Regions from separate parts of the Homo sapiens genome. Here region 1 is linked to region 2. Evidence: read pairs that join two places in POLR2A ChIA-PET (ENCODE). Cell type or tissue: IMR-90. All regions are shown on one strand. Each heading gives the region's core, and the rest is flanking DNA. Links, peaks and the distances in the headings are about the cores only. Region 1 overlaps CPED1 (cadherin like and PC-esterase domain containing 1). Region 2 overlaps CPED1 (cadherin like and PC-esterase domain containing 1).

What was found. Peaks named below come from ENCODE experiments on the same cell type or tissue, not always from the same donor. Only the 100,000 strongest peaks of a DNase experiment are listed, where the experiment ranks them.
Region 1: POLR2A ChIA-PET joins it to region 2 with 9 read pairs; 2 of 35 experiments call an interaction of 5 or more read pairs at or near these places.

Annotation. Positions count from the first base shown.
Region 1 is chr7:121,096,530-121,112,971 of GRCh38, forward strand. It overlaps CPED1 (cadherin like and PC-esterase domain containing 1), which reads left to right. Exons shown (of 23, transcript NM_024913.5): 6 at 1,170-1,302; 7 at 3,397-3,565. Among named protein-coding and RNA genes, the nearest start is that of CPED1, 120 kb to the left of the region's middle. RefSeq lists a silencer at 11,496-11,545. In IMR-90, for the core only: no CTCF peak of the experiment used is centred there; no DNase peak of the experiment used is centred there.
Region 2 is chr7:121,016,565-121,033,006 of GRCh38, forward strand. The region is part of intron 3 of CPED1 (cadherin like and PC-esterase domain containing 1); the gene reads left to right. Among named protein-coding and RNA genes, the nearest start is that of CPED1, 36 kb to the left of the region's middle. In IMR-90, for the core only: no CTCF peak of the experiment used is centred there; no DNase peak of the experiment used is centred there; H3K27ac peaks cover 1,400 bases.

The DNA of each region.
Region 1 (16,442 bases), core at 4,041-8,040, 76 kb after region 2:
AGTGCGTTTACCATTGACCTGGCAATTACACATACCAATACAAATCCGCCACTAGACAAACTTGTAAAAGTACACCAAAATAGATGTATAAGAGTATTCATTGCAGTACTTTTGAAATAGCAAAAGAAAAACATTACAAAAATAATGTAAATACACAACAATAAAGAATGGCTAAATCAAATGTATATTTATTTATTTAATGACGCACCCTAAGCTATTAAGAGGTATGTATGAAATAACTCTGAATATGCTGATATGGAAAGGATGCCAGGATGGGTTAGTAGGTATAAATAAGCCAGACATATATTATTATGACACCTCTTTGGGATAATTAAAAAAACAAACAGAAATACCTACATATATAGGTTCATGTAGATACATTGATATTTATATTAATTACATCAACTTTTATATTGAAGAAATATATGCATCTGACCCAATGTGCTTATTCAGATCTTACAAGTTAATACGTAAGCATTGGTTTTTGGTGGGAAGAGGTTCTAGATAGAAGTGAATTGGAGGATGCTTTTTCTGCTCATTTGATTGCTTTCTGTAATATTTGATTTTTGTAATCATGTATATGCAATAACTTTATTTTTAAGCATGTCCATATGAGTGTTCTTAAGTAAACCATTATTATTGTTCTTTATTTTTATATACCTTAAAATCCAATAATTAATATTTTATAAGACAATAAAGCCCTGTTGTTGAGATTCCCAAGGTCAGGAAGCATAACAAAGTTTAGTATATCAGCATTGTATTGTCAGGAAATCAGCTCAAGTTTTCTATGTAATATTCTCATGACAAACAAAAGTCTGCTCTTGCAGCCACCACCCCCTCATTGAGAATGCATCCCTTAGCTTTGTAGGATAGATCAGCTTGATGTTGGACAGTTAGAGACATTGTATCTACCTCCCCTTCTGAGCAAGAAAATGAAATCAATTATTACAGTTGTTTTCCTCCTCTGTAGTAAGAGAACATATGGCAAACAAAGGCCTCTCTAAATATGCATTCATACTTAGTGGATCCATTTTTGATTCAGAATGGGGAGAAAAATGGTTGCATATTTCTCATGTACCCTGCAGTTTAATACAGCATACTCTATTTTCAAAGCAGTTCCAGAAAGAAACAATAAAATGACTGTCTTCTGCTCTCTTGAATCTTTTCAGAACTGCAACTTCCAGTGAGTCCCTCTGTGTGTCTGGATCAGGGAATGCAATTAAAGCCGAGTACTTCGAGTCACCTTTTAAAAACAGTGAAGCCACGTGTGTGGAAACCAGGGGACTGGAGTCGTGAACAGCTGTAAGCTAATCATTTTGAATTGTTATAACCAGCATGCATTGTAGGAGACAGCTAACAAGAGAAAAGCACAGAACAGATATGGGGGGTTCACATGTGTGAATTATTAGTTTCTCTTACATAAATTTTCAGCTATCCTTTTTAAATAAAGAATGCCATCATTGACTTTCTCCTAGATTAATTCAAACCTGTCCTGCCAGAAAATAAACATTTGGGTAAATTGGACTCTTATCTAATAAGTTACATTAAAGGAAATTGAATTTAAAACCTTGACAATGCAAAACTATAAAATTTTAACTTCCATTTTATACTCAAATGACTTTGCCTTAGACTATGAATATGGCTGGATGCATTTTTTTTCTGCTATTTTTTTTATGGCTCTTAGCATCTAAGAAAGCATCTGCTGTGTATCAAGTTATCCAAGTTTTCTCCAGGGAAAGGATTTTATAATGTAGATAAATTATAGTTAAAAATTAAGAGGTTTTAATTATCTTACCCAAGACACAAATAAGTTTGCCTCATCTAATTTTATAATTATTAAGTAGTATTTAAACAGTTAATAGTATTTATTGAAGAATCATATGCATCTTGTGCCAACCTAGAATTTTAAAGTTTAAAGTAGGCCAGGTGCAGTGGCTCATGCCTGGGATCCCAGTGCTTTGGGAGGTCAAGGCAGGAGGATTATTTAAGCCCAGTAGTTCAAGACCAGCCTGAGCAACATAGTGAGAATCCATCTATACAAAAAATAGAAAAATTAGCCAGGCACAGTGGTGCATGCCTGTGGTCTCAGCTACTCAAGAGGCTGAGGCAGGAGAACCAACTGAGCCCTCGAAGTGGAGGCTGCAGTGAGCTGTGATTGCACCACTTCACTCCAGCCTGAGTGACAGCAAGACCTTGTCTCAAATATATATATATAAAAATATATAAAAATATATATAAATATATATATATAAAAATATATAAAAATATATATAAATATATAAATAATATATATATAAATATATATATAAATATATATGTATAAAAGCACAGTCCTTTCATTGATCAAACTTAGATATTTAACATTTAGAAATATGATGTAGAAAAGCAAATAATTATACATTTTGGTATCATTTATGATGAAAGCATATTTGTTTCATTACAAAATATTAAACTGGTGTTACTTTTCCTTAGTAGCCTGAGGTGTTTTTTTAATTTTTTTAATTTTTTAATATTTCATCCCTTAAGTTAACTCTTCATTATCTGGGAGTAGGGACATTAGGTAAGATTGAACTAGTGGGGAAAGTATTTTCGCATATTCTTGGTGACCTGTCCACTATTTAAAAACTTAACATTTTTTTCTAGAGAAGAAAAAATAGAGCAAAGGTAGGCAGAGGTAGAAGCTTTTAGAAAGTTTCACCCAAACTGTAATTTATATCACTTTTGTTGCAATGGTATCATGCATCTGAGGTCACGGGTACTGTAACTAATTTATATATTTATTTTTTAAATTCAACTTTATTCTACATACTACCTTTCCACCTTTTTATTTAATTAAATTAATTAATTTATTTATTTGAGACAAAGTCTTGCTCTGTTGCCCAAGCTGAAGTGCAATGATGCAATCTCAGCTCAGTGCAACCTGCGCCTCCCAGGTTCAAGTGATTCTCCTGCCTCAGCCTCCCAAGTAGCTGGGACTACAGGCCCATGCCACCATGCCCAGCTAATTTTTGTATTTTTAGTAGAGACAGGGTTTCACCCTGTTGGCCAGCCTGGTCTCCAACTCCTGAGCTCATGATCCGCCTGTCTCGGCCTCCCAAAGTGCTGGGATTATAGGCATAAGTCACTACGCTCAGCCACCTTTTTTACTTTTTAAAAATACTTTGATTAAATCTGCCAGAGTGGGGAACTATTACCAATTTGACTCCTTCTCGCTGTACCTCTCCACCACCTGGTGGTGATGCTAATAAGCAACTGAAATTGTTCAAGGAAACCCACACACTGAGGGCTGGCGTCCTACAAAGGATAGAAGCAGTTTACAAAGCTTGTAGGTAATTTACAAATTATGTACTCAACCCTACATTATGGAGCGCTAACTATGTTTTTTTTTTTTTTTAGGAATGAAACGACAGTCCTTGCTCCACATGAAACAATCTTTCGAGCCGAAGATCTATCTGTGATTCTTAAAGCGTATGTGTTGGTGACGTCCTTAACCCCTTTGCGTGCATTCATTCATTCGACGGGCACAGTTTGGAATCCACCAAAGAAAAAACGCTTCACTGTCAAGGTAAGCTCTCGGTTGAAGCTATTATTTCACGTAAGTACACTGAAGTAAAGTAAAGTGAGTTGGGCTGCCATTTTCCCACCTTTATGGTTATCAAATCCCATTGAACAAGGATCACATCTTTTTTATTGCCGCAAGAAAAGATTTTCACTTAATAGGTGCAGGTTTAAAAATGAACTGGAAGCAGCTTAATTCACTAGGGATCACAAAGGCTACATTCTTTTTTCTCAATTCATCATGATAGTTCAATTCTTTGATCTACTTATTACAGAGCTAGTTCACAGCTATACTCTGTTTTTCTTAATTTTTCACTTATTCAAGAAAAATATAGTCAAGGCAACAAATGAAAATACAATTTTGCCTTTGTGCTTTTTGCTTCACCCTTAGGAAGCATAATGCTAGTTCATCACACCAGTCAATATGGAATATTTGCTGAGTGAAAAATAAAGCTCTCAAGTGTGCCTAATATAGCAAGCTATGACATAAAGGATAATAGGGAAGATTTCAGGGAAGAACTCAATAATAATCCCAAAAAGTTTAATAAGTTATAAAAGGTAGCTCAGGTCAACTTGGCTGAAAATGAGATCTAGTGACAATATGTTTGATAAATTTGAAAGAAATTTTGATTTTACAGTATTTTATTGTTCTGCATACCAAAAAGAGGAAATAGAAATGGAAAGAATGCATAGGGTCCCTCATAGTTTGAACAGATTAGAAAATGACTGAACTTGATTTTTTTCAGAATTTACCTTCATAAACTGAATTTTGAATTTTGGAAAATCTTCCACCTCAAGAAGAAGGCATGAGCAAATTTTAGAATTTATTTCTGCCATCTTATTTTTTTATTTAGTATGCTTTCTTTTTCTCCTCTTAAACTTTGCTTTTTCACTGAAAAGCTTACATATTCTTCTGTAAGTTTAAAAGTTGTACATTCTTTACCTATATAACATACAGTGGTCACTGTTAATTTAAAACATGCACTCATTGTTTATGTTTTCCTATGATTTCTTAGACTTTTCAATATCTCTATCTGCTTCCCAACCTTGCCTTCTCAAGACTCTTTTGGTCTCTGTACCATGTCCCCAAATCCCATTATCACAATGTAGATTTTTAGTTTTAGTTGAAATAATCACTTGTTCCCTTTTTTGGTTTTTTTTTTCCTCAAAAACAAAACAAAACTTTATCAAGACACTTACCATCCTTACTTCCCCACATTGTTTACAATGCCCTCCTGGATTTATTTCTTTTATTATTTGAGTGTTTTCAATTTGAGTCTGATGTCCTTAATCTTTAATTCTAAAAATTTGTTTTCATGATTTCTTGAAATATTTTTGCTCACTGTTTTTATTCTTCCTTCTCCTGTTGACCAGATTTGATCCTTCCATTTCTATTTATATTATTTGGCTTTTCTTATCTGCTTTCTGGAAGCATTTCTGTTTTCTGAGACAGTTCTTCAATCTTATCTTTTGAATCGTACAATCTGTGTCCGTTTTTGCATTGCTATAAAGGAACACGTGAGGCTGGGAAATGTATAAAGAAAAATGTTTATTTAGTTCATGGTTCTGCAGGCTGTACAAGTATGGAACCAGCATCTGCTTGGCTTCTGGTGAGGCCTCAAGAAGCTTCCACTGATGGTGGAAGGCAAAGTGGGAGCAGGCATGTCACATAGTGAGAGAGGGAGCAAGAGAGATGCCAGGCTCTTAAACCAAGCTCTCCTGTGAACTAATAGAGGGAGAACTCACCACAGGGAAGGCACCAAGCCATTCATGAGTGATCCACACCTGCAACCCAAATACCTCCCAGCAGGCCCCACCTCCAACATTGGGGATCATATTTCAACATGAGATTTGGAGGGGGCAAATATCCAAATTATATCAAAATCCTTCTTACGCTATAGCTTTGTTGCTGTCTCATCCGTTGTTTCTTGTATTTCAGTTATTTATTTAATGCTGCATGTATAACTTAAATGCTCATGCCCCTTCACTTAAAAACTATGTATATTTTTATTTACTTCTGATATTTTTTACCATATTTCCTCTTTGTTCTTTTTAATGACTTCTTTTTCACATTTTATTTTGCTACTATCTTCCATTATTTCCTTGAGTATATTGCTGGCATGCTTATTTTAAATTCCTCATCTATCAGTTTTGGTAGCATGATATATATTGTTCAGTTTGTTGCCTTTCTTTTGAAGTAGCTGTATTTTTTGTGCATTCTCTATTTTGTCCTTTGAGCTTAAGTCCTCCTGCAGACATTATTTATTCCAGCTAGTATGATGTTTGGGGAAGGTCAGTCCTTTCAGGTGAATCCAAGGAGAAGGGACAGAATGTGCTCCAAACATGAAGAAACCACTTTTGGTCACTTCCCTTTGTAGCCAGGTAACTTCCCTGGTCAGAATTTCACCCCCTAAACTCTCTTAGGCATAAAAGCACAGGGAGGAAGCACATCTTCCTCCGTTATATGTCATCAAGGCTGAAGGTTGACAGACAGTAGGGTGGAGGAGTGAATGCCACATGTGACCAGTAACTCCATACAGTTTTTCCTCCTTTCTCCCAAGAAATTTAGCAATCTGAATCCTGGGCCTGGGCTTAGCATCCTTAACAAGGAAGGAACAACCAATAATTGCCCTAGAGGAAGACAGGGGAGAGTTAGGAGGAAAACGAAAATATTTTCCTTCAGCCTGTCCTCTCAAATAGCCTCCAACAACTCCCCTCCCCCAACTCCACTTATCCCTGACCGTGGCTACCACTGGTCAGACCAGTTCACAATAGCTCTAGACTCCCTTTCAAAGAGGTGTTTGTTATTTTTCTTTGTTATCAAATTCTTGCTTCATTCTCATTTCACCTGGGCTAGTGAATCATCTTAACAGGAAACTGAAGCTCTTAGGTATTTTAAATAATTTTTAAAGTATTTTTCCTCTTTGTATGTAAGTGCCGCTCCCCCTACCCTGATACAAATAACAGGCTAATTTTTATGATAGTTTTTATTTATGTATTTCCTGAAAATAAATGAAAAAAGAAATCTCCTTGTGATCTGGTTTTCTTTAGATTTTCATGCTTCATTCACTATCTCCTTTCTTATTCATATTTTTGTCTTTTCTGTGAGACAGATGCAAGCTGCGGTTGTAGCATAGGAAAGCATGCAGTTCTTGTCATTTTCATCCTCTCCTTGGGATTTATCTTTTCAAGATCTTGCCTGATTATTCTGGACAATACTGTTATCTCCTCAGAGGGAGGTAGTGCAGCTTCCTGGGTCAATGTGGAGAAAGTGATTGTTTCCTTACTAGTTCAAAGTTACGCTTGATGATACAGATAAGTTTCAGAAAACAAGAGGATATTTATTTACCCTTCAACTGATGTACTTGTTATTTCAGTTAAAACAAATAGATTATAACTCATCTGTTAAATTACTTAACCATCCTCAGAAATACTGCTTTCTACTGGTATTTTTAGATGTGAAAAAATACACAGAAACTTCTCACTGCTAATGTGGAGGACAAAACCAAACCCACTTTAAAAACTACCCACGCTATACCAGCATGTTATTAAACACTGTCCTTAAATTCCACAAAACATAATTTTGTGTGTGTGTGTGTATGTGCACGTGTGTGTGTACTGAGTACTGAATTCAAAGCCCAAATGACTTAGTTAAATCAGTAGTGATTTATGTACTGTGTGATGAGGCAAGCCCACTAAACTAGTTATCAGTGAACATTTATAGAACATTCTGGCAGCTAAAGAAGGTATGAAGGCAATAACAGATATAACTATGAGCTCATTTATTTCCAATTAGGTCTTCTGCTGAGATACTTTATCTGTTAAAGCTTTGGAGAGAGTAAAAAAAATCAAGAAATGCAAATTTGAGGAATAATGGAAAATAGAAGCTTTGTAAACTATTTTTAATGCCCTTCTACATAATAAAATATTTAAAAATTTTAGTGTTAGATGTTTCCCAAGGATGTTCAAACCTAAAATCAGAGGAAGTTTTGAAAGGGAAAAATTCGCAAATGTAATATTTGCTTACTATACCATTTGATCTGATTTTAAATCAACTCTATTTGTTGCTGTTAAGACAATATCATTTACTTGATGAGTATAATAAATCTAATTTTAAGAAATATTTTATTTTAAAATGTCTTCCCTTAAAAAGCTCTTAATTATAAAACTTCAGTTTGTATCTATAAATTCACGAGTAAAATTCTTTCACAAATATTCTAACTATAACTTTTGGTTAAATGCATCTATGTCTGTCTTAAAACACAGGTCATAAAGATTAACTGCAAGAAATGTCATAAATTTAAATTCGGTTCTTAGAGCAAAAAGTCACAAGTCATCCCTTCATCCGTTGTAAATCACAAAATAAGTTACCCAACAGAGAGGCAACTGTAATATCTGTAACTTTTTATGATGTCTGAAGATTCTTTGTACTTCTGACCATATTTGACTATTTTTATGAAAATGTATCGCTGAAGAGATTTGTGACTTCTGGCAGAAAAGCTTGTCCAAAGCCTTATTTTGTCCAGTCAAGACATAAATTAATTCATTGTTTGATCAGCCATCCCATATTTGAAGATGTTAGATTTGTTGCTATTCCATATTTGACATCAGATATAAAGTTATATGAAGATGATTCCTTGCATATAATCAGCTCCCTATAAATGTCTCTTCGATTGAATTGAATCAAAGGTCATTAAAAAAATTTTAACTGCATGAAGAAATTGCCTGAGTCTACTTTATCCCTAACTGCTATAAGCCAGCCACTCTACTTTGCAATGATATATACATGATATAGGTAAATATTATACAAATGATCATTTGTTTTCCAGTAAATGCAATAGACAGATGTCATAATCTGAATTTCTGGATAAGGGCCACTTTGATAGAGATAGGGAAATCTGGGATACCGTAGCCTTTTTTCAAGTCAGATTTGTAAGTTCTAAATCACCAGCTCTCTACCACCGCTGCACTGGCCTTCAGGGGACCATTCTTCCATCTCCAGTGCTTGCAGTTCCCTCTCACATCAATACAATCAGCAAATGTGCACAGAGGGCAGAGGAGAACTGTGGCAAAGAGAGGAATGGTGTTATGTACAAGATTCCTTTTAAAAAGATGCATATATCCCTTATTCATTTTGGAAATATGACACAGTTGTAGGGATGAAGTTAGCCTCATTTGTCGTCAATATTTATGCACTGCCTTTGATAATGTTGGGTGAGATTGCTTATATATTCCCAAGGTAAAAATGAGTAATGTCTTTGGAAGAAAGTATAAAGTGACAGTATGGTTTTTCAACCTTAGGAAGTGTTCTTCCCCTGATCTTCATTTTATGTCCAAAACTGCAGGCTACGAAGCAGACCTTGTAAAAGGCTTTTGACTGAGCATCTGGCCCTTCGCTAGGCCCGGGAGATTTATGTCAGCTGTAGAAAGAATGTGAATAAAAGTCTTCTCCTGAGAGTTTGTAAAAAGAGTTGACGTATTACTTAACCTACTTTTGCTTGAATTAAATTTTAAAATTGCATCAGGGTGTTCATTTTAAAGTATGATTTTATATAAATAGAAATTATAAATAACCAGCATGTAATTGAATAAACTTGTGACCAAAGCTGACTTACTTTAAAAACTTTTATAATAACTGCAAAGTAATCAGCCCACATTGATGTTAGATTGCACTAATACTCTTTATAGCAACTTTGTGTCTTTTTAAAAAGCAATTCATTCACTCATTCATTCATTCCTTCATTCCCAACTTGGTTCTATTAAAAGATTTGTCAAGTCATTTTGTACATTCGTTAATTCTGAAGGCTGAACTTGGATGATTATCCTAAATGTAAAGAAAACTATTCATTAATGATGATCATCTTTATCTGGCCAAAATGATAACTTAAGCAGATGACTCTAAGCCTCAAAAAGGCAAGCAATGTGTTTGCATTTCCAGAGCCTCACAGAGTTCCTGGCGCATGGCAGATGCTCAAAAATGTTTATCAGTGAATCGTTGTCTATCATCCTTATTTTAATTAAAGGTACCTCATTAATAATAACTTATTAAAAACTGCCATTTGGGGAAAATATGATTTAAGAGCAGGTTCTACAACAGAAGATAGTATTATGGATTTACATATTCCATCATTGTTAATTCAGGCATATTTTCCCTTCTGAACTAGGGTAATGAACGCATAGACATATGCAAATATAATTAACTAACATAATGCTTTATATAGGTAGATGCTATATAATGCTTTATATAGGTATACACATATATGTGTATATATGCCTACATATATATATATAATGTATTATGACAGTGTAAAGGTAAAACCTAACACTAATGAATAAATTTGCTAATTATTATTGCCTTTAATACTAGAAAATCAGTAGGCAAGTGTTAATTATATATCCAGAAAAATGGAGGTAAGCTAATACTCAGGGATTTCAGTGTGAAATCAGGTGAGGTAAGTTCATTCCTTCTTCCCTCCTTCTGGATGCTTGAAAGATGGAAAAGTTCCTCAATAGTACTTTGGAGGATAGAATGTATGTTTCCCTTCTCAGCTCCTCCCCTTCACCTGTCCTGTTCACAGCCTGCTTCTCCCTGGAGCCATCAAGGGAAGGTATATGCTGGGATGAGGATGGGACCCAGTTATGGACTTGAAAAGAGCAAGTGTTGTTTCTCTGAACTGGATCCTGGAAGTGTATTGCCCGTGAACTTCACAGAAGCTCTTAAAAATTAATCTCTGCGGGCTCTTCCTCTTTCTGCCGTTGCCCAGCACAGTAATGTCACTCTGATTTCTGTTACACCTTGCCGATAACAAGTTTATAAAATAAACAAGTGTTTAGAGTAAAAACCAAGCCTGGGAAAAGAGGTCTAGTGTAAGCAATCTTTCAAAGCACTTTAAGCGTCCATAGAGAGCAGCACCATCTTAATTTTTTAGTTTCTTATTATTTCTTTAATAGATGAGCCAGCTAAGCCGTAGAGATGTTCGAAGACAGAACAGCTGTATTCCCTTTCTTCACTACCCTCATGCAAGAAAGGATTGTTAAGATGGATCTTTGGGAAATGGACCATGAATTAAGGCAAAACTCCCTGCAATCTTCCTAAATGTTTTCATTTCTGTACAGACACCTAGAGAGTTATTGAATTTAATTTTATAAATCTTTATCCCTAAGACTTTAACAACAAGGCTTAACTTTTTCATCACTGTGGTAATGTTAAATATCTTCTGATGACAGGAAAATATATTGGAAGGAAAAAATCACATGAAGTCAGCAAACAGGAGAACAAAAACCAAGAGGAAAAATCTACTTGCCTAAATCTTTTTGAAATCCTTAAAAGAAGAGAGTTTGCTTATTCTTTATTTATGTAGGAAACAAATCTTCAGTGCCTGGCATAGTAGCTAATATTCAGCCGATTCAGGGAGAGAGAAATGAATTAGAATAGAGACTCCACTCATCAAATTGCTGAAAAGAATAATTAGTAATAAAAATAACTCCTTTACAAAGTGGTATGTGGGTGCAAAGTAATAACAGTGAAAATAATGGCAGTAATTGTCTCCAAAAATTAATCGCTTTAATGCTTAAGTTTATTACAGAATATTTACTCAGTGGGGAAGTTAAATGATTTTTACACTTTTACTTTGGGTATAGAAAAAAAGTAAGTTTTTACCAGTACGTTTTGAAACTTATTAAATGTATATCATTTTTGAGATTTTTATTAACAATATCCTTTATTCCTTGAGATCTGTCTCAAAGGCTGACAAATTCTAAATATAAAATATCCTCAAATGTGCCAACTAGGTAAAACTGATTTGTCTGCTGAAGGAAGACAGGCTTTTGCTCCCTTCAGGAGAAAATCTGACTTGCATTTGTCTTATGTGATTTATTCATTGTAAGTTTAAAATGAAATACAGCCTTTTTCCTTCCATATATTAAAATGTGGTTTCAAATTTAGAAGAAACAGCAATCTTTTTTCACTAAGGAAGCCTACATAGCAGTGAGATGGAGCAAAACAATTACTGTATTGCCCCCTAGTGGTCTTTTTTGCTATTGTACAAATAGTCTGAGCTGTCCAATGGCAAGAGGAAAAAAGGCAAAAATGCTTAGCAAAGCATGGAGCATTTTTCCCCCATTGGATTAAACATATTTATTTTAAAAAAGTTATTTTATAACCCATACTTACAGTAAGAAAGCTGTGCTTTTAAGTAGATTGCGAATGATGATAATTCCTCACTACAATTTAAATTACCTAGGCCACACAATTATTTGGAATGATTTCAGCATTTGCCAGCCACTGGACATTGTTTTTTCACTTAAGAACACTTTGTAAAATTTAATATGCAGTGCTATTAAAGAATGATATCCCTCAGATGACTATATGTTAAGAAAATTCATTCTTCCAGCTCAAATTCATATCATAAAATATAATAATCTTAATTTTTTTCTATGGAAAAGTTAAGCCTATTAGTCATAAACTTGTGAGTATACATTTAAGTGAAGAAATGTACATTTTGTAATGTTTTTTTCATATAAGGAAATTCAATGATATTTTCTAGAGCTCTTTCTCCTCAAGGAATTTACTTGAGAGTGGTATAAATATGCAAAGTACACAAATATAGGATATTTTTATGGAATATGGAATACTGACTTAGAAGAAATGACTTATAAACATGCTATACTGTCTTATGTGTAGATCATACAAAATATGTCAGGGATGTTGGACTGATTTCCATAAAACTCTAGTCTAAGCCAGTCACCACAAGCTCAAAAACACCACCCTGTCCCATTGCCCAAAAATTAAGACCTAAACTTTTTTCCTTGGAAAAACAACAACAACAAAAAAGATTTTGCAACACATAGTTTTAAACTTACTACACAATACCAGTTTTAAAATTACTGTACAGTTAGAGCTGGCATTTTATACTTAACATGTAAGACTGCACTACTGTACCCATGAATCTTTTGTGTTACTTCTATTTGATTACAACCTGAGCCTCAAATCTGCTGTTAACTGGAATTCCTTTAAATTATCTAAATGACCTGATATTATGATATAGAACTGAAAATTTGTGTTTTATTTCTCTGAGTGCTACTGAGGCAGCAGAAATGGATTCTCTCCCAGGACTCTTCAGATATATTTTGTATTCTCTACCTTCTGCAACATAAAGACGTATTTCATTGCTTTTGTTAGATCTCTATGGAGCGTCTGCCTATAGGGCGGTCATTCTCTCATTGCGTCACTGGCTGACACAGAGCATTCCTATACACATCACTCTGTCTTCTTTGTCTCAAAACAATTTGTCCTTTCACTCCCTATTCCTAGCCTGTAAAAGCAGTTCTTAGAAGCTCGATGAAGCAAGTCTTTAAAATTTAGAGAAAGGGACTTCAAACAGGAGAGGAAATTCCAAGCATCCCTTTATTTACATATATATCCGTATTCATATGCACTATGTTTCCCCTCTACATCAGCTTCTTCTTATTTGGTCTCTAGTTTTCCGGAATCTAACAGTTCCAGGTACCATAGCCTCATCAATCTGTTTAAAAAACATACTGTTCCAAACTGATGCTTTGGTAGAAATTTCTAGTAGAATAACTTCTGAATAACTTCTACTAGAAATTTTTTCAGATATATTTGAAAGGTATAAGAATTTTTCTATGTGCTTGATTACTCAGATTATCTACATGAAGAATATTTGTTCAAATCACACACAGAGAAATCATTACTTTAAACTCAGAAGTCACAGAAGAAAAACATTATGCTAAGGAAATATATTTCATTTTCATGCCTTCAAGGAGTTACTGTTAAAGAAATGTGATTTTACAACATGAATAGGACGATGATTACATCCTTTCAGGCTGAGTAATAAGCAAATATCCAATTGCATTTTTACTTTAAAGGAGAGAGAAATAAATCACCAGCATTAGATCTATAGCACTGGATATGCAGGAAAGAAAAGAAAAATCCCAAGCCATACTTCTACAGGTCTGGGGATCGGTGTGCAGTAAGAAAGTCCTTGTACAAACTCTATGACCTTAGACAAATCTGCTTACATCTATGGACCACTTTCCATGTCTATAAAATAGGGATGGTTTTCCTATGAGTTAAATTAGCCTTTTGATTCCTGCTACAAGTATTTACCGGCTACCTCTTATATGCTAGATGTTATGTTGGGCTCCAGTAGCATAGCAGGAAACAAGGCAAAGTCCCTGCCTTTGTAAAGTTTATTCTTGTATGGAATGACAGATGAAAAACAGATAATTAATTATACACATATAAAGAAATTCAGATAGTTACAGGTATTTAATATATCTAAGAATGAAATGAACAGGATGGATGTTGACTAGGAACTAACTGGTCTGCCCACTTTATGAGAGGTAGAAAGATTGCCCTGAATAGGTGATATCTGAGCTATAATTCTGTGATGAGACTAAGTGCCATTTCAAGAGATGACAGTAAAATACTCCCAGCAAAAGGACAATTCCAAAGGTAGGAGAGTCTTCACATATTCAGAGAATGCCACAACCACTGACTGTGTAACATGTTGAACACAGGGTGAGTGGTAGAGAGATTGAGAGAAAGGCAAGAGCCCAATCACACAGGAGTCAGGAAAGGTAAGAAATTGAATTTTTTCCCTATGGGCAAAGGGATGCCTCTAAAAGATAGTGAACAGGAGGCTATCATAATCTGATTTACTTTTTAAGCCCATTCTGCTGCTTTGTGGAGAACAGATTGAAGAGAATTGTGAACAGAGGCAGAGAAACCAGTTGCAAGGCCATTCAGGGGTCCAGATGAGGAGCATGGTGGCTTGATCTAGGTTGGTGAGATATGGTAGTCTAAAAAAGGAGAAATGTGGATACGTTTTGAAGGTAGAAACAAGAATTGGTGTTGGGGTGTGAGAGGCTAAAGAGAGAGGGTTCAAGGATGACTCTTCAGCCATTATTTGAATGGTGGTGCCATTGACTGAGAGATCAGATGGGGGAGCAACCAGTCAGGAGGAGGAATGGGAAAGAGAAATGTGAAATGAGGAGGTGGAGAGGCACACAGGTTCCTGTTCATACAGCAGCTTACCTGTTGAGGCTGGTTCTTACTCATCTACCTCTTCTCAGCCCTTGGTTGCTCTGTAACCTGACTGAAGGCCCTACCAGAAAATTTTTCTCCTGGACAATTTGGTGATTCTTTTTCCATTCACTTCCTCTCTCTGCCTTTCTTCTCCCCAGTCACTGTAACCCCTATTTCCAACAGAAGTATCCTACCACTTCTAAATGAATAGAAGAATAACTGTAGCTATTTGCCCATCCTGGTGTGACAGGGAGGTTCCCACAGCTCCAGGTACCCATTGCTATAAAAACAGCCTTGGCAGGGGTGCCTGTTTCTCAGCCACCATAAAATTGGGTTATTTTCAAATAGATGGTGCCTCAAATCACAAGTCTAATCTTTTGAAGGATAGTAGAGTGGTCTAGTGTGATGTATTCAGATAAGAAGGTGAGAACATGCTTAGGAAAATGCTCACCCTAAAAAGGGTTCAATCTATTCAATGTTTGGGATGGAAGCCAGAGTGAAGTTAGAGAAGTTTGAAACAAATAACTCAATCAGAATCAGCAAGGCTTAAGTTGCATTCTAAGCACTGAAAATAAAAAAGAAAAAACACATGAGGTTCTTAGATCACCTTCTCCATATGAGAGGTGTGAGAAGGAGATGCGGGCTCCATTTCAAAAAGAGGAGAAATGAAGACAAAATTTAAACAATGATAAAAGGCAAATTGAATCAGTCAGCTTTTGCAGAGCAAATCATCTCCAAACTTAGTGACTTCAAATAAACATTTATTATTTCTCATGGTTCTATAAATTGTCTGGACCAGCTCTGCTCATCTCTATAGGCAGATGGTGGCTAAGCGAGGCTGGGTAGTCTAGCCTGCCTTCACTCACGCTCCTAGATATTGGCTGGGTATCAGCTAGGGCCACTGGGATGACTTGGCCATGTGCCTGTCATCGTCTTGTAGTCCACCTGATGTTCCGCTACACAGTGGCAGTTTCAGGATTCTTAAGAATTGCAAGAGAACAAAGCCACTTGAAAAGGCCAAGTCCTTTCAAAGTTTTTGCTTGTATAGTAGATCGAATGGCTGTCCCCATAAGGATATGTCCATATCCTTACCTCCAGAACCAGTGAATATTATCTTGTTTGGACAAAGGGCCTTGGCAGGTGTAATTAAATTAAAGATATCAACATGAGATCTTCCTAAATTATCCAGATAGGCCCTGTGCATGTCATTATAAGAGAAAGTCAGAGAGAGATTTGACACAGAAGAGAAGACACACAAAGGAGAAGATACATCTTCACATCTTCACTCATGTGAAGATGAAGACAGACAGTAGAGTTTTGCACCCACAAGCCAAGGAATGCCAACAACCAGAAGCGGAAAGAGGCAACGAATGAATTGTCCCTAACAGCTTTAAGAGGGAACGTGGCCATGTGGACATCTTGACTTTTGGACTTCTAGCCTCTAAAACTGCAAGAGAATAAATTTCTCTAGTTTTAAATTGTGACGTTTGTAGCAATTTGTTACAGAAGTCCTAAAAAGCAAAAGGAGTTTACATCACATTTGCTAAATATCTCATTGGCCAAAGAACATCACATGAATAAGCCAAGATTAAAGGGGTGAAAAAATAGACTCCACCACTGGATGTGAGAAGCTGCAAAGTCACACTGCGAAGGGGTGTGCATACTGGGATAGGAAGAATTTGTGACCATTTTTTTGCAAACTGCCACACTAATGAAATACTTTCATGTTATGGCAGATTACCAGCAGGTTTGGCAGGATGTAATTTAAATGTGAGAATAGGGAAATATTTAAATTGGGGGCAAGGGAAAACAAGAGAAGTGGGAAGTGGGGACG
Region 2 (16,442 bases), core at 8,061-12,060:
AACTGAGGCCTTACTGGCTGAAGTGACTCACCTCGCATCTTACATCTGGTGTGAGGGATGGACAGATGGTGATACCTGTGTTTCAACTCTCACTTTCTCTGCTCTGGCTTTTTACCTCTTTGATACTTCAATCTCTCCTTTAGTCCATAATCCTGCACTTACCTATCATTTTGAGAGCTACAATAATGTAGAACCCTCATTCAGAATAAGCAAATCAGATTTTTCTCTTTATGATTGTACAATATATCTATTTTCCTATTTATTAAAAGGGGAGGAGGAGAAGCAATTTGAGTTAAGTGCTCTCAGCCATTGGTTCCTTTGGGGGAGAAGAGTCAGATCCTGGTATTACAGTAGCTTTCAGAATGATCTTGCCATCATCACAGCACTCCTTCAGTTAGGTGCCCCCTTGCTGGTTTGTGCTGGCGAATGAATGAAAGCAAGTTGGGAAGATGTTTCTGAGAAGGTTGGGGGACTATTTAGCCATGGCTATCCTTTATCACATTGGCAGTGAAACTGTGAGCTACTTAGAAGAAACTCTGAGGGAACAGAGCCCAGAAGATCTGCTTTGATGAGAAGAAAGAAGGTCTTAAAATACGCAGAGCCTGGATCATGGGGACACAGGCATTTGTTTATTCTATTTAGTCATCACTGCCTTCTAGGAGTAGTGTGGAAATCTAAAGCACTGAGCTTCTGGGAGCAAATGAGGAAAAGAAAACAAAATAGGAAAGCTCTGGAGTATTATGGAGATCTGAAAAGAAACTTTGCAAACCTTATATTTTCACTGGTGTTGGCTCTATTATGTAAGACCAATCTAGAGTCCTGGGATACCCATAAATGATACTTAGAAACCTATTTATCAGAATAGCTATTAGTATAAAGAAAAAAATATGAAATGTTTAATATTTCTTTCATTCAACAAAATATTTCATCCCATCACTAAAGGGGTGATTGTATAACTACTGCACACTGCCATGGGACCCATGCTCTTGGAGCCGTGCAGAATGGCCCTGATAACATGCTACTGTTTTCTAAAATTCCTATATTTCCCTGCCTTCTTGTTGCTGCTACTGACTTTCTATGGGCACAACATGGATTATCTGTACATTTCAACTTGAATTTAACTTTAGTTTTCTATTTTCTCCAGCTGCAAAACAGATGGATTATATCTCCTCTTTCCCTTGATGTTCTTGGGTCAGTTTTACCACAAAAAGGAGAATTACTCTGCAGCTTCCAAATATCAAGGAAGTGCAAAAACAGCCTGAAGGCAATAGAATATGGCAGCCAAAGGAACTGCTGGGCCCAGCGGCATAAGATAACTATATAGTGTCCCTAGAATTTGTCAGTGTAAATGCTGATTTGGTTTCCTTTTCCCACATTCCCACAGCTTTTAAAACATCTAAATCCTACCTCTGTCTTGGCATTCTTTTACTGTGTATAATAAGATATTATTACTGGACAGGTCTCAAGAAAGGGTAGCAATTTCACAATTTCATGAGTATGGAACATTGATTTTTGTTTTTTTATTTGATTTTGTAGTTTTTACTATGAGAACAATATGCATCAAATACCTGAAATTTTTTTTAAAAAAGAGTTGTGACTATAATCTAACATTTCCTTGATGATTTATTGTATAAAAAGAAAACATTTTTATTGCAGCCTATTTTCCATGCCACAAATTTAATCTATAAATTATGTTTGAATTGAGGCACTTGCTACAAAACAATATTTCCTAGAAATGTGATTCTTACAGAATTTGTTTTGCTTTAGTTTCACATATTCATCTCATGGTTATTTTTACCATGTGTATATCAACAGAGAATATGAAACTATAGTGGGAATATTTAAATGAAACCTTCCCAAGTTGAGCAGCCTGGGGGAAGAGGAAACAATTTAGAATAATCCAGAACCCTACTCCACTTCCTTTTACCACAGCATTTTCTGCTGTTTACTAACCTGCAATTTGAAAATATTACATTAAAAACAAAACAGATACTCTCACAAATGTTACTGAGTACCCAGGTGCAGTTTTGACACTTTGATAAAATGTATTTTTCATCCTAGGACAATAAATATAGAAGGTATTTTCTCTATTTCACCTATTTCACCTGCTTTCCTGTCCTTTCCTGATCCATCCCATTCTCCTCTAAAATCTACTTAGAGTAGATTCTATCATTGGATCCGAATTATTTATGTATACTTGAAGAGTAGTACATATTTAGCAATTTTCTGTCAATTTCTGAATACATATTGCACTTTCAAATTATGCACGTTATAATCCACACGAAAAACAAAATGCAAACCTGCAATCAAACTACAGAATTAAAGTCACTCACTTTGCACCATCCTTTGAAGGACACATGGCCCCTTTCCAGCTTGGAGTCATTCTTTTTTAACCTTTTGAGTAACATAATAGGATAAAAATCAGCAAAACTAAAATGGTCATAAGCCAGATAGGAAATACTCCACTATTAAATATAATATTTACTGGTAGAGTAACTTTGAGTTTTGTATTTGATTTAGTTTTCCTATGACTTATATACTAGACACTTATTGAAAAGGAAGAAGTAGGCAGTTTCGAGTCCTACATTAGAATATGGGTGTTATGTCACCCCACCCACTGGTTAATTCCTTTCTAGTGACATAAGAGAAGTTGATGTCTCTATTGGGAGAGATTTTAGGGCTATGAACATATGACTTACGCAAGTTAAGTTCTCTGAGCCCTAGTTCTTTTATCTGTTAAAGGCATTAATTGTTCTTAACTTCAGAGTAGTATGTGGTGGGGATTGAATCACTTTGTCCAAACTTATCAGAGTTCTAGAAGGAGACAAAGTAAAGTCCAGTCAGTGTTTTATCTCATGCAGTAGCCAGAGAAAGCGACCCAGGATTTTACATGTTAAAAACAGCCACAAGTAATTCTTATGTGTAGCCCAGTTTGGGAAGCACTGTTCTGAGGGACATATTATTGGTTCAAAGAGTAACAATTTTTAGAGTTAATTTTGGGAATAAAACAATGCAACAGTCTGCTTGCTATTATGCTATTACATTGCCTATGATTTAACTGCATAGATATTTACAAACAGCATTTCATCTTTAAACTGATTTTGAGAACAGTATGAGAACAATTGTCTTTACAGATTTAGGCCTACAGAACTTAGCAGAGTAAACATATGCACTATTATGGTTCTCCCATCCCTTGCTTTGGAAAAATATATCTTATGCCCCTGCATTTGTGAGAACATATAATTCTCTAAAGGAGAATTCCTTCTCTAAAGGAAAAGATAGAAGCACCATTCAATTATTTTGTTTCCTATCATGTAAGTGCTGTTTAGTAAATCAATGCTTCAGTGCACAGTGGCCTAAAAAGGAAAGTTTTAATCCTACTCCAGTGGTAAAATCCAAGTAGTATGTCATCAAGGACTCTGACTTAGAGTAGATTTTATCATTGGATCAGAATCATTTATGTATACTTGAAGAGTAGTGGATATTTGGCAATTTTCTGTCAATTTCTGAACACATATTGTATTGAAAAGGATATACAAATAAACAAATTATGTATATTATAATCCATGTGAAAAACAAAATGCAAACCTGCAAGCAAGCTACAGAATTAAAGTCAGTCTTGCAGTTTAAAATTGCTCTTGTTTTTATAACTTGAGGGTTTAACATAGAATGTTTTTTGAAGAAACACAGAAAGTAAAAGACCATATAGATATCCTTGCCAAGGGCTGGCAAACTATAGTCCACTGGCTAAATCTGGCCCACCGCCTGTTTTTGTAAATAAAGTTTTATTAGAACACTGCCACTCTCCTCTGCTTTTGTATTGCCTTTGGCAGCATTTGTTTTACAAAGGCAGAGTTGATTAATTGCAACAGAGTCTGTATGGCTTTTAAAGCCTAAAATTTTTATTATTAGGTCCTTTACAGAAAAAAGTTTCCTGGCTCCTGTATCCAGAATAAGCCTATGTAACTTGATGTCATACCAAGTTGATGATTCAACTCTAGGACTGAGATGTTTCATTTTTTAACTTACACCAAATCTTATTCAAAAAGGATTTGAAGGTTTACAATAAAATATATAATAACAAAATTAATAAAATGTACATATAAAATTAAGCACCAAACTGGTTATTCCACTTAGCTACTATAATTTAGGCTTAGTTTTGTCTGTGAGCCTCCAAGCACCTAGAACAATGAGAGAAATAATAGAAGTTTTACTCTCAGGAAGAAGGAACCATTATGATTCATCCCCCTAACTTCCCACATGCTCAAATGAGAAATTTAAAACAATTTTTTCAAAGGGAGTATTGAGTAAACAACAGTAAGTTATGCAATGGGTCAAAAGCCAGAGCAACATTTGTATTGGAAATAAAGTAGATGTCATATCTTGGTTCATATAGCAACATTCTAATATGAGTTGAGAGTATAACATTACAGCATGATATAGCAAAGACATTTCCATAAGGGGCTAGAGTTAATACTACAATAAATAGTATTTATTGGAATTTGTATTGAAATTAAACTTGATACAGTGTGTTCTGGAGAGTAGTATTTAAATGATGCTGCTTCACAGCTTTTCAACTCCTAATAAGGACACTCTTATTTACCCACATGTGTTCTTGGGAAATACTATTAAAAGATATAGTTAATAGAGCAAGAGATACAGATCACTACTTAATGTTGTGGAAAATATAAAAAGGAAGATCTATTTCCTTCCTTGTTTATAATTTAATAGATTTCTATCTTCCTATGTTTTATTTACATTCACTTGCACTTTAAAGAATGTCCAACATCAGTATATCACTTGATATTTAGTATAATTTTGAAGGTTATTTATAGTGGCTACTTGCCAAAAGCTGTTTCTGTAGTTTGTATAGAAAAGAAACATCCACGACAGATCAATCTTAACCTTTGTAATGGAAAACATATTTCACATTTTTCTTTTTATTTGTAATAAAAAAGAAGCTATAAGGAAGTCGAGCTTTAAATTGCCCATAAGTAAGACGAGCTTAACCACAATAATAACTTTCTTGGGGAGGTAGTAGGCTTTGGAAATTAAAAAGTATAAGCATTGAAGTAAGACAGAACCTAGGTTGGAGTCCTTAGTGTTACCTTTTAATGGTTACATAACCCTGGGCAAGTAACTTATCCTCTGAAAGTCTTGGTATTCTCATCTACAAGTTGATCCTTTTGAGGTTGTTTTAAGAATGGTACATAGTAATCACCCCATAAACGGGAGATAATATTGTTACTGCTGTCAAGAAGTAGTTACAGAAAGGAGAATATGACATTTCCCCTGTAGGGAGGTGTATTTAAAATATGCAGTAGTGTAAGAGTGCTGCTGTTGGATGTTATTATGGGTAAAATGAACTTGATAGGTGTTTTTCAATTTAGCCTTCTCGACTTATATGTTCTCATTAGAAGGTCTGGGTTGTAAATCCTCCTGAAATTCTGACATACTCTCCTGGATTATTCCCTTGGAAAAATCTCACATTAAAAAAAAAATCTGTAAGCTTCCTAAGGTCAGGGACCATGTCTTTTATGCTTATCATTTATAACCACACCTTCCACATAGGGGCATATGATAAATATTTATTAAATACATGAACAAAGGAAGATAAAATAGTACATCAATATTTGGGCTCCTTAAACAGCAAATTCACTCAGGAAACTCATATTAAACTTAGTTCATAAAACTTTTATTTTATTTGACTTTAGAGGAACACTGATATTCTATTTAGACTTAAGTCCACTCTTACACCAAAGATAATGAAACCATAAATATAGTATTACATAGGGCTGATAGTTTATACATCAAATGATTCTATACTGCTGGGGCTTTTGAGTACTTGTGTCCATTTTTAAGAATTTTACTCTTGCCTTGCTTTCAAGGCTCTCCTGTTACATTTGCCAGGTTACTTGACCTATTGATTTTGGGACAGGTTGGATGAGTTTCTTTCTATACATATTCAGTTATAGGTGCTGTGAATTTTCATAGGGATGTATTCAGCAGAAACTCAAGCAAGCAGAAATGCCAGGTCAGGAGATGTAGGTTTGTGGGTCATCTGCTGAGAGGTGATAATTGATTTACTGAAGGTTCAATAGCCTATAAAGCAGTGTGACACAGTGTTGCCTAAGGATGCTCTCTGGTAAAAGTAAGTATACAGCTTTTGCTACTCGCAAACATACAAAGCAAGAAGGAGGACAGTCAAAAACCGCGTCATATCACTTAGGTCCTATCTGCATCCTCTATATTATGCTCTGTAGTTTATTTCTTAGTGTAATGTAAGTTTTATTGGTCTTCCAGTTCTTTGCTTTGAAAAAACATATATTATGATCCAGAATTTTAATAACGTACTTCTCTAGAAAAAAAAGACACCATCAAATTATTATCTTTCCTATCATCCAGATGCTATTCAGTAAATCATTGTTTTACTTCATAGGATAGTAAGTGGCCAAAAAAAAAAAGATACATATTTTTCAAAGTTTTTAACCTGCTCCTGGGGTCAAGTCTCAGTAATATGTAGTTCAAAAGACTCTGACACAGAGTATATTTTATCATTTTGTCAGAATTATTTACGTATACTTCAAGAGGGTTTATTTCTACAGTTGCAGCAGAAGCCAGAACTGTAGCAGGAATGAGAAAACAGATTGTTCAACTGAAGAGAATATTTCTGGGAGGCCCTGTAGTAGTTGAACCAATATTTTTGTATTCCCATTGTTTAACAAGGTGCTTGAATGCAAGATTTATTTTTAGTAACTCAAGAGGGCATCACTAGGACCAGTTTATGGAAGGACATTTTATCTATCAGAGTTGTCCAGCAATAGAACAGCCCAGAACAAAAAGTAGGAAGTTTGGTTGCAACAGAAGCAACTCTGGGTTGCTGTATTATGTAGCAGAATGAGTGAAATAACCACCAAAGCTTTTTTACAACTCTACAGTTCTGTGGTACAATATAAGACTCAAACACACAGAATGAGAGAAAACAAGACAAAAATGTGAATCTCTATCATTGCAGGGATTCATTTTCTTTAGTCTTTGCTTTGTCTGGTGTTGCACGGGCAGAAGAGAGAAATAGCAGTCAAGGAAGAGGTGAGAAACACCAGTGTGGAGCAAATCTGGAGGTGGCCCTCTTGGACTAATAGTGCACATTTATAGCAGATGCTTCTGCTGGTAATTTAAGACTTGAGAGCCTAATGAACTTCTCTTCTCATTTCTTTCCCCCCTCTAGCCCCACACCAGCACCCTACTGCTTTCCTGAGTTTAATATGCTCTATGACTATTTAGCAGGAAGACAAAAGAGTAAAGGTCACATTTAAAAGGCACTGTGTGTTTTGCCTTGCCGGTGTTTTGCCTAGAACACGTTTGACATACGTTTTTCATTATGCAAGTAATAGGCTTTGGACGGTATCAGAAGTGCTTCTGTACTTTATTTAGTTAATCAAACTGGGGGGAAAAAAGGAATTGAATCAAAGAAACATGTAAGACTGCACTATTCTATTTTACTGGGTTATGACACACAGTAATTGTATGCTCAGGTTTATTGTTATTTTCCTCAGTGCTTATAGATTTACTGATGTATTTACGACCAAACAGAATTCGTTCTTTAATTGGCTCACTGGAGCTCAAGGAATGTTTATTTAACCTTAACTCAGTTGAGTTGTTTAGACTACAGGGACTTCAGTTCAATTTACTTTAATTTTTGAAAAAAATTTTCTTATTTATAAAAGTTGAGCTTAGAGTGACCTCCCCATTCTGATGTTTTCTTTACCCTTCGCTGTGCACAGAGAACAAAAAGCCAGTGTCTCGTTTTTACTCCAAAGAAACTAAACTGCTTCCTTAAATGGGTTAGCTCTTACAACTGAAAATGGCAACCAGATGTTTACCAAAGTCCCTAGCATTGCCCCTTCAAGCCTAGCTTCCTTCTAATTGTTTGATCTTTTTAAGTTTCATAGAAACCAGACTGGGTATTTAAATTGTCTAAAGCTGGGAAATGTTTAAATATAACTTTGAAGATACTTTCTCTGAACTGTCTTGTTAGATGTACTTTCTTTTATTTTTAAGGAAAAATGCAGCATTGAAAATTTGATAAGTAATTTACTTCAGGTCATTGTTCTTTTTGTATGTCTTTAAAATGGAAAAAAGACTATTTTTTGAAAAGAAATTAGACATTTTTGTTTGGTTTTGCCTAAACTGTGCTTTGAATGGCAGATTTAATTTGTAAAAACACATAATATCCGAATTACATTTAGATTGAGGAAAGACTCCAGGAAAGATAAACAAACTCCTTCATACGGGAGCTTTCAAACGACAGTTTGTGGATTAACTAAAAAGGGAGTTTGGAGACTCCAGGTACAGGGTGTTTGCTACGCCAATGCATTATCCAGTTTAGCTGTTTGAAGTATTTTTGACATTTTTCTCAATTTGGGAGGCGTTTGGGAGCTTCTAACTATAGTTCCCAGACTCTTTTAATGATTGTACAACTTTTACTTTCTACTCTCAATATTATAAATATTGTTGAAACCTCCCAACTCACTTCCTTTTTAGACTTGATGTTTCCCAAAATAATTAACATTTTCCCCTGAAGGTCTTTCATCTTTTTTAGCTGAAGTTGCTTCCCTCTTACACTGTCTCTTGGTGGACTTACAAACTACCATTTGGGTAATAAAGCCTTAAGAAAAAGTAGAAATTTTTTCTTAGCAATCTCTCCCCAATTAACTGTCTATAATGACTTTCACCCCCACCTATCTCCTAAAATTGTGCCTTCACAATTTACCAAGAAACTCCTTTTTGTTAGGAAATTCAGTCACTATTAAACTGCAATATTTTTGGTATTAGAATAGATTTGGGCGTGAGTAGAATATCAGTGTTTCTCAAAAGTTATATAAATTCTATTTAAATAATGAATTAAGCATTGATGTGAATTCACTGAGGTAATTTCTCAGTTTCTTTTTTCTTACTCTAGCAGTGTTTCCCAAACTCGATGAAATGCATGAGCCGTAGTGGAATAAACACCTTGCTCGTGGTATGGGTTGGGAGTGTTCTTCCAAACCCTTTTCCCTCTTAACCTCCTGAATGATGCCTTAACCTGCATCTCCCATCTTTCAACCCCTCCTTCTTTGTGTTCTTTCTCCAAATATGGACATTCTCCAAGATATTTATCCCCAGTCATTTTTTTCCTTTTCTTGATACTCCCGTCAAGAATTTTTTGTACTCTGCAAATGCAATATCCCCCTCAGGAGATATAACCTCTAGATAAGGTTGAATCCTATCTAATTTGTCTCCTATGGGCAGAATTTGGAGAGTCAAGATTGTCCAGGTACCTGATAGATGTTTTGATTTGTGTGTCCTACCGCCTCAACATGTATAAAACACAACTGATAGTGCTATCCCGGCAGTATCTATCATTCTTGCCTGACATGTTTCTGTTGCTAGTTCCATATTCCCTCACTCTCTCAGCTCTAAAGCTCATCATCACATCCCCCGTCCCCGTTAGGAGATCACTATGATTTAGGCAGTCTTCCTTAAGCTCTGAGCGATCATTTCTTTCTTAAAAACTTGTTAATTTCAGTGATGCCAACTTTATATTTCCATTGAGCAAATGACAGTGGTATAACTGTCAAAAAAACAAACAAAAAAACAAAAACAGAGGACTTGCTTACTTAGGTGAACTGGAATCTCAAGTTTTCAAGAGAAACTGGCCTGTTCAGGGGTCTACCTGCTTCCTTACAGTTTCAGTTTCTCTTTCCTGAAATCACAACACACATCTGTCACCAAGCCCTGTAAAATGTGCATCTGCTCTGCCATGGCTCCCCTTTCCCTACAGCTGCTTTGCCTCATCCTTGTGCTATCATAGTGGCTATTAAACACTCCCCTATTGTTTTCTGCTAAACAGAACACATATTTCTTAATTAGGCATTCAATACTTCCCCTGCCATGGGGTCAGACACTTCCACATCCCTGCTATAGCCATGGTTCTCAGGCCTGTCCGCACATTCCAATTACTTAAGGAACTTAAAAATTTAAAAAGCCAATGCCCAGGTGACACTCCAGAAAATTAAATCAGAATTTTGGGGGAGGGAGACAGACCAGGACATCATTATTTAAAAAAAAAAAAAAAAAAGTTTCCCAGGTGATACTAATACATGGCTAGGGAGGATAACCATAGTAATTGGCCTGCTCACCTTTGCCTGATCACATTTCAAAGCTTTCTGCCTTGCATTGATGTTGAGGTTTTTGTTTCCTAGAGCTCCCTCCTGTCAGTTCTTTTTTTTTTTTTTTTTTTTTTTGAGACAATCTGGCTTTGTTGCCCAGGCTGGAGTGCAGTGGTGCAACCATGGCTCACTGCAGCCTTGACATCCTGGCCTCAATGGATCCTCCCACCTCAATCCCTGAGTAGCCAGCACTACAGGAGCGTGCCACCAAGCCCAGCTAATTTTTCTTATTTTTTTTTTTTTTTGTAGAGAGGGGAATCTCACTATGTTACCCAGACTGGTGTCGAACTACTGGGCTCAAGCAATTGTCCCGCCTCAGCATCTCAAAGTGCTGGGATTACAGACGTGAACCATCTCGCCTGGCTCTGTCATTTCTTAAAGTTCAAATGAATGTATGAAATCCCCCCTCAATTCTTCTCAAGCTAGAAATGGTGAACAAATTTCCTTAGACCTCATCACACATTATTCATATATCTCTGATGCCTAGGGTATGATTTGTGTCATACTTTTTGATAATTTTTATGTGTTCATCTTATCTCCCCTTTTGTATTATAAACTTCTTGTGAAGCAGGGAGTATTTCATTCATCTATTTATATGGTATTCTGCATAAAACAATGTCGTGCATATACCTAGTAGATACACAATTAAATGTATATGCAATTGAAAAAACAAACCCACAAATACACTAATAAAATAGCTGAATCTCTCCTTCAGATATTCAAGTGCCATTTTCTTCTTTGGACTTTTGGAAAAAAAATTAGTGATCTTCATAAGAAACAGCTCTATGGTACAGCAAAATGAAATGTGCTCAGGGCTGTGTCTCAGCTCAACCAACTGAGGAACAGAACTCACATCCCCCTACCCCTAGTGAAGTCTCTTTGTAACATTCTTTCAGATTTCATCAAACCAGTGACATCTCTGTTGCCAAAGAAAGAATTCCACCAACAAGTTAATTATAACCTTTAGTAATAATAATAATAATAATAATAATAATAATAATAATGAGTTTCAGCTCTTTCTCGAAGGAAAAGTAGGAAAGTCACATGTGAGTCTCACCATTTATACAACAAAATGTTCCATTTAGAGTGGGGAACTCTTGGAATTTAAAAAATCTTGTTTAACATTCCACCTCCTTATCAGAGTCACTAAACAAGCGATTAAGGGATGAGGAGAGCAGAGGCGACTCTCGGGGACCTGACTAGCTCTATATTTTATAATTATCAGAAGCTAAATGGAATCCCTGTCTGGATGTTTGCCTGAAAACATAGTTTTGGCAAAGCTCTACCATGGTACCTACTGATTTGCTAGGATGGTGATTTTCAAATTTGGCATGCGTCAGTGTTCTCTGGAAGGCTTGTTAAGTTGCAGACTGCAGATTGCTGGGCCCTACTCACAGTAGATCTGATTCAGTAAGAATGGAGAGGCAGGTTAAAAATTTGGATTTCTAACAAGTTTCCAGGTAATGGTAATATGCTGGTCCTGGGACCACGTGTTGAGAATGACTGTGCTAGTTACTTTTTTATTATGGTTTTTCAGCTTTTCTTACAGAAGCACAAAGAACTTCTGTGTATTTCCTATTTAAGTAGTTAGTAGCCAAACAATTCCTCATTTGCCTTGCCAGGACCCTGAATCAACCTTTCACTTTGGTAAGAAGCCCCACACTGAATTTGCGCAGACGCTGAACCCATTAATTATGAGTTGACTTGCAAAGTATTTGTACATGTTAGCTTCTTTACAGTCAAAGCCAATGATCTCATTTTAAAATGATAGCACAAGCAGCTGAATTTAGACTGTCTTTGGACACACCGAACTTTCTGGAAGAGAGTAGGATCAAGGCAAAAATATGAACACGTTTTATTGCACATAATAATTATAGGCCCCAAACAGAAGCAAGATGATACTGTGGAAAAAACATTGGCCTAGGTTGCATTGTCTATGTGAAACCATGTCTAAATTGCTTAATTTCTCCAGATGCTTTTCATTTGCATAAAATGGATATTTTTGGATTAAATGACCTTTAAGGTCCATTCCATTTGGAAAGTGCAAAAAGAAGTACACTAATGAATGAGAGGGATTACCTGTAAACCACCAACAAAGATAATTAATGTTGGATGTTTCTTTATAAGCTTTTATACATTTTATGCAGTTTTCTAGCTTGCTTTCTTAGCTATTAGTTTAATAGCTAATAATAATAAACCATTTTTAGCTTTATTATTATCAGAAACACATACCATAAAAACTTTGTAAACATTATTTCAATGGCTGTATAAAGTTATATTATATAAATTTATTTAATACTTCCTTAACCTAATTTACCTAATTTTTCCAACATCATTAGATAATTATATTTCCCACTGTTTTGCTGTTGTAAATAATGCAATCATAACATTATTATATGTAAATCTTTGTCCACATTCCTAATTATTTTTAGCATAGATTTCTGAAATTAAAGTTATTGGAATAAAGGGTGAGAATCATTTCTAAAGCTCTTCATTTGTGTTATCAAAATTCTATCTGAAAAGGTTAAGTCATTTCTCATCAGCTGCACAAGAAATTTCCCATAAGAAACAAATCTCTTATTTCAATAAGTGAGGCTGTTTTAAGATTGAGGACTTTACCTGTTGTTCTATGGAAGTATAGAGTGAAATTTCAAATTCATAGTTGTAGTATAAAACTGATGAACTTTCTTCTGGAAAATTGTTATTTGTGTCATATTAGAAATGCTGGGAATGCTGGAATGGCAGGCACGTTCCACAGCTATCTGAAAACTCATCCAGATAGCAAATGTATCAGGAATAATGAGGGTTTACATTTTCATTGGTGTGTTTGCTCAAATATTTCTGTTCATTATTTGTCCACTTTCAGGAGAGATAGCATATTAAGGTTAATCAGCAGCAATTTATTTTGTGTGGTACCTGAAATTTCTACTTTATAATCGTACATGACATGATTACCACATGATAAAATCGATTTTTATTTCTTGTCTTACGGAAAGAAATCCTATTATCTTGTCTTGTCACATTGAGTATTTTTAAGGCACTCTGTCTTATATCAGACATTTTGAATTTTAAAATGATCAATGTCCAGGTTAATTTTATATACATTTTCATATCTGTCTAATTTTTTTTGGCATTTTATAGTGCTTTGAAAGATACAGTGTGTAAAAGACAATTTATGTTTTAGAGAATGATGTTCCTTACCTTGATGCATAGTCTTCCTGTTTATAAAGATGTTACATGTTTATGGTGGAATAGTCAATCAAATACTGGCAAATACAAAAATAAAAGTGAAAATTACTCCAAATTCCAGAGATAACATGGTTAACAATGTTGTGCATATTTCCAGGAATCTTTTTAAGCATCACACATGCACACACAGACACACACACACGATAGACACACACATTTATGTTCTACTCTTTTACCTCCTGCCTCTTTACAAACAGTACATGATAAAAGACTTGCCATATTAACAATTTTAAACAATTAATACATTTTTAAATCAATAGTTTTAAGCTAGCCTTTATTGAGTACAGTATTCCTCCCTTATCCATGGTTTCACTTTCCGTGGTTCCAGTTACCCGTAGTCAACTGCAGTCCAAAAATATTAAATTGAAAACTCTGAAATAAATAATTTGTAAGCTTTAATTGTGCATCATTCTGAGTAGCATGAAGAAATCTCAAGCTGTCTAACTCTGTTCTGCCCCAGGACATGAATCGTCCCTTTGTCTAACATCTCCATGCTGTAGATGCCCCCTACCCTTTGAGTCACTTGGTAGCCTTCTTATTTATCAGATCGACTTTCGTCTCAGTGCTTTACTCAAGTCATCCTTATTTTACTTAATGGCCCCAAAGGGCAAGAGTAGTGATGCTAGTATATTGTTATAATTATTCTATTTTATTATTAGTTATTGTCATTAATCTCTTAATGTGCCTAATTTATAAATTCAGCTTTATCAAAGATATGTATATATAGGAAAAAAATAGTATTTTATAGTGTTTTGTACTATCCATAGTTTCAGGCATCCACTTGAGGGGGGAGGTCTTGAAACATATCTCCTGCAGATAAGGGGGACTACTATATTAATTAAATGCATTGTTCTATGCACTTTATATGTATTAACTAATCTATTTCTCACTTCTAGTCCATAAGGTAGATATTTCTATTTCAAAGATGAATTGAGGTTTAGGCAGTCATATATCCAAAGCAGTTCATGTCATAAATGGTGGAGTTGACGCTTGACCCAAGGGTCAGTTTATCATCAAACCTGAGCTTTTAACCAGAATATCATACAGATTTCCTGCAAGTGTATAGAAAATGCATGCTTCATTCTTTTTAGCATATTATTGTATGCATACACCATATTTTTAAACAAATTCCTTCTTAATAATTAGGTTTTTTCAACTTGTTGCTATAAAATACAACTTTGCTGTGATATTCATTTATATCATATTTTAGAGATTTGAGTTATAATACAAAATTATTGCATCAATGGGTAAAAATATTAAAACTGTGGGCCTGCCTGCCAACTTTTTTCTTTTTTTGTTTTTTTCGAGATGGAGTCTTGCTCTGTTGCCCAGGTTGGAGGGCAGTGGCGTGATCCCAGGTTCAAGCGATTCTCCTGCCTCAGTCTTCTGAGTAGCTGGGATTACAGGTGCCTTCCACCACACCCAGCTAATTTTTGTATTTTTAGTGGAGATGGGGTTTCACCATGTTGGCCAGGCTGGTCTCGAACTCTTAAACTTAAGTAATCCACTCGCCTTGGCCTCCCAAAGTGCTGGAATTATGGGCATGAGCCACCACACTCAGCCAGTCTCTGCCAATTTCTCTACAAAAAGATGGTTTCTGTTTTTGCTTCCACCAACAGTGCTGATACCCTATGTGTCTTCAGTATTAGACATTATCACATGTCTTCAGTATTGGATATTTATCTCATCAGATTAAAAAATGACACAAAATGTCTATTTTTAATAAAAATTTTGATTTTCACATCAGTTGAAAATATATTATTGACTAAATACATTTAAAATAATTTTATTTGTAAAACTTAATACTATGTATATATGAATACACAGTTCATAGAAAAGCAAATTTAAATGACAAAATGAAGAATAGATGCTGAACCTCATAAAAACTTAAGGAAAGATAATTTAAAATATAGTGTATTACTTTATATTCATGAGATTGGCAAAACCTAAAATTAGTGATATCACCTATTGATGGTGAGGATTCTGAGAAAGAAAACTCTCATACATTGCTTGTGGAAATGTGAAATATTATGGCCTTATTTTGGGAAAGCAATCTGGAAATATCTATACAACTTTAAATATACTTTTAAGCCAACAATCTTATTCTTGGGAACCAACGTGATAGAATTTAAAGCATCAAAACATTATAAAGTATATACCTAAATCTTAAAATTAATAATGTTAATGAAGTAGGAAAAATGATTTTAAGTAAGGACAAACAAAAGAAGCAAGATTGCTATACAAATTTTTAGTAGTAAACAATTAGAGATAAAAACAGTGAATTATGTTCTAAGCATTTCTGGAAAGGTAGAAAATTAATATTATGAGACTAAATGGAACTATGATTTGGCATAATCCTGTTAAAATGTGAGATAAAGTGTGCTTCTCCATCATTCTCAGCAAACTAACATGGAACAGAAAACTAAACACTGCGTGTCTCATAAGTAGGAGGTGAACAATGACAACAAATGGACACAGGGTGGGGAACATCATACCGCGGGGGGGGCCTGTCAGGGTGTCGGGGTGGTGGGGTGGGGAAGGGGAGGGAGAGCATTAGGACCAATACCTAATGTATGCGGGGCTTAAAACCTAGATGACAGGTTGATAGGTGTAGCAAACCACCACGGCACATGTATACTTACGTAACACACCTGCACGTTCTGCACATGTATCCCAGAACTTGAAGTAAAAGAGAAAAAAAGGAAAAAAAAAACAACACTTCTTAGAGGTGTAGGAATGATGCAGTTTAATAGTACTTGGCATAGTTTCACATTGGCCTAAATATTCTTCATCTCATAGATGACAGAATTATTAGCCTTAGGAGACACTTCTGATATATCCTTGGCTGCTGGGAACAGGGCCAATTTTAGGAAAATTGTGAAGTGGATGAAACTTGTCTTAGGCGACAGCCCTGATTACTCATTACCCAGCTTCCTCTGTATCTAAAGCATACACGTTAGGATCCAAGGAGACCTACCACCT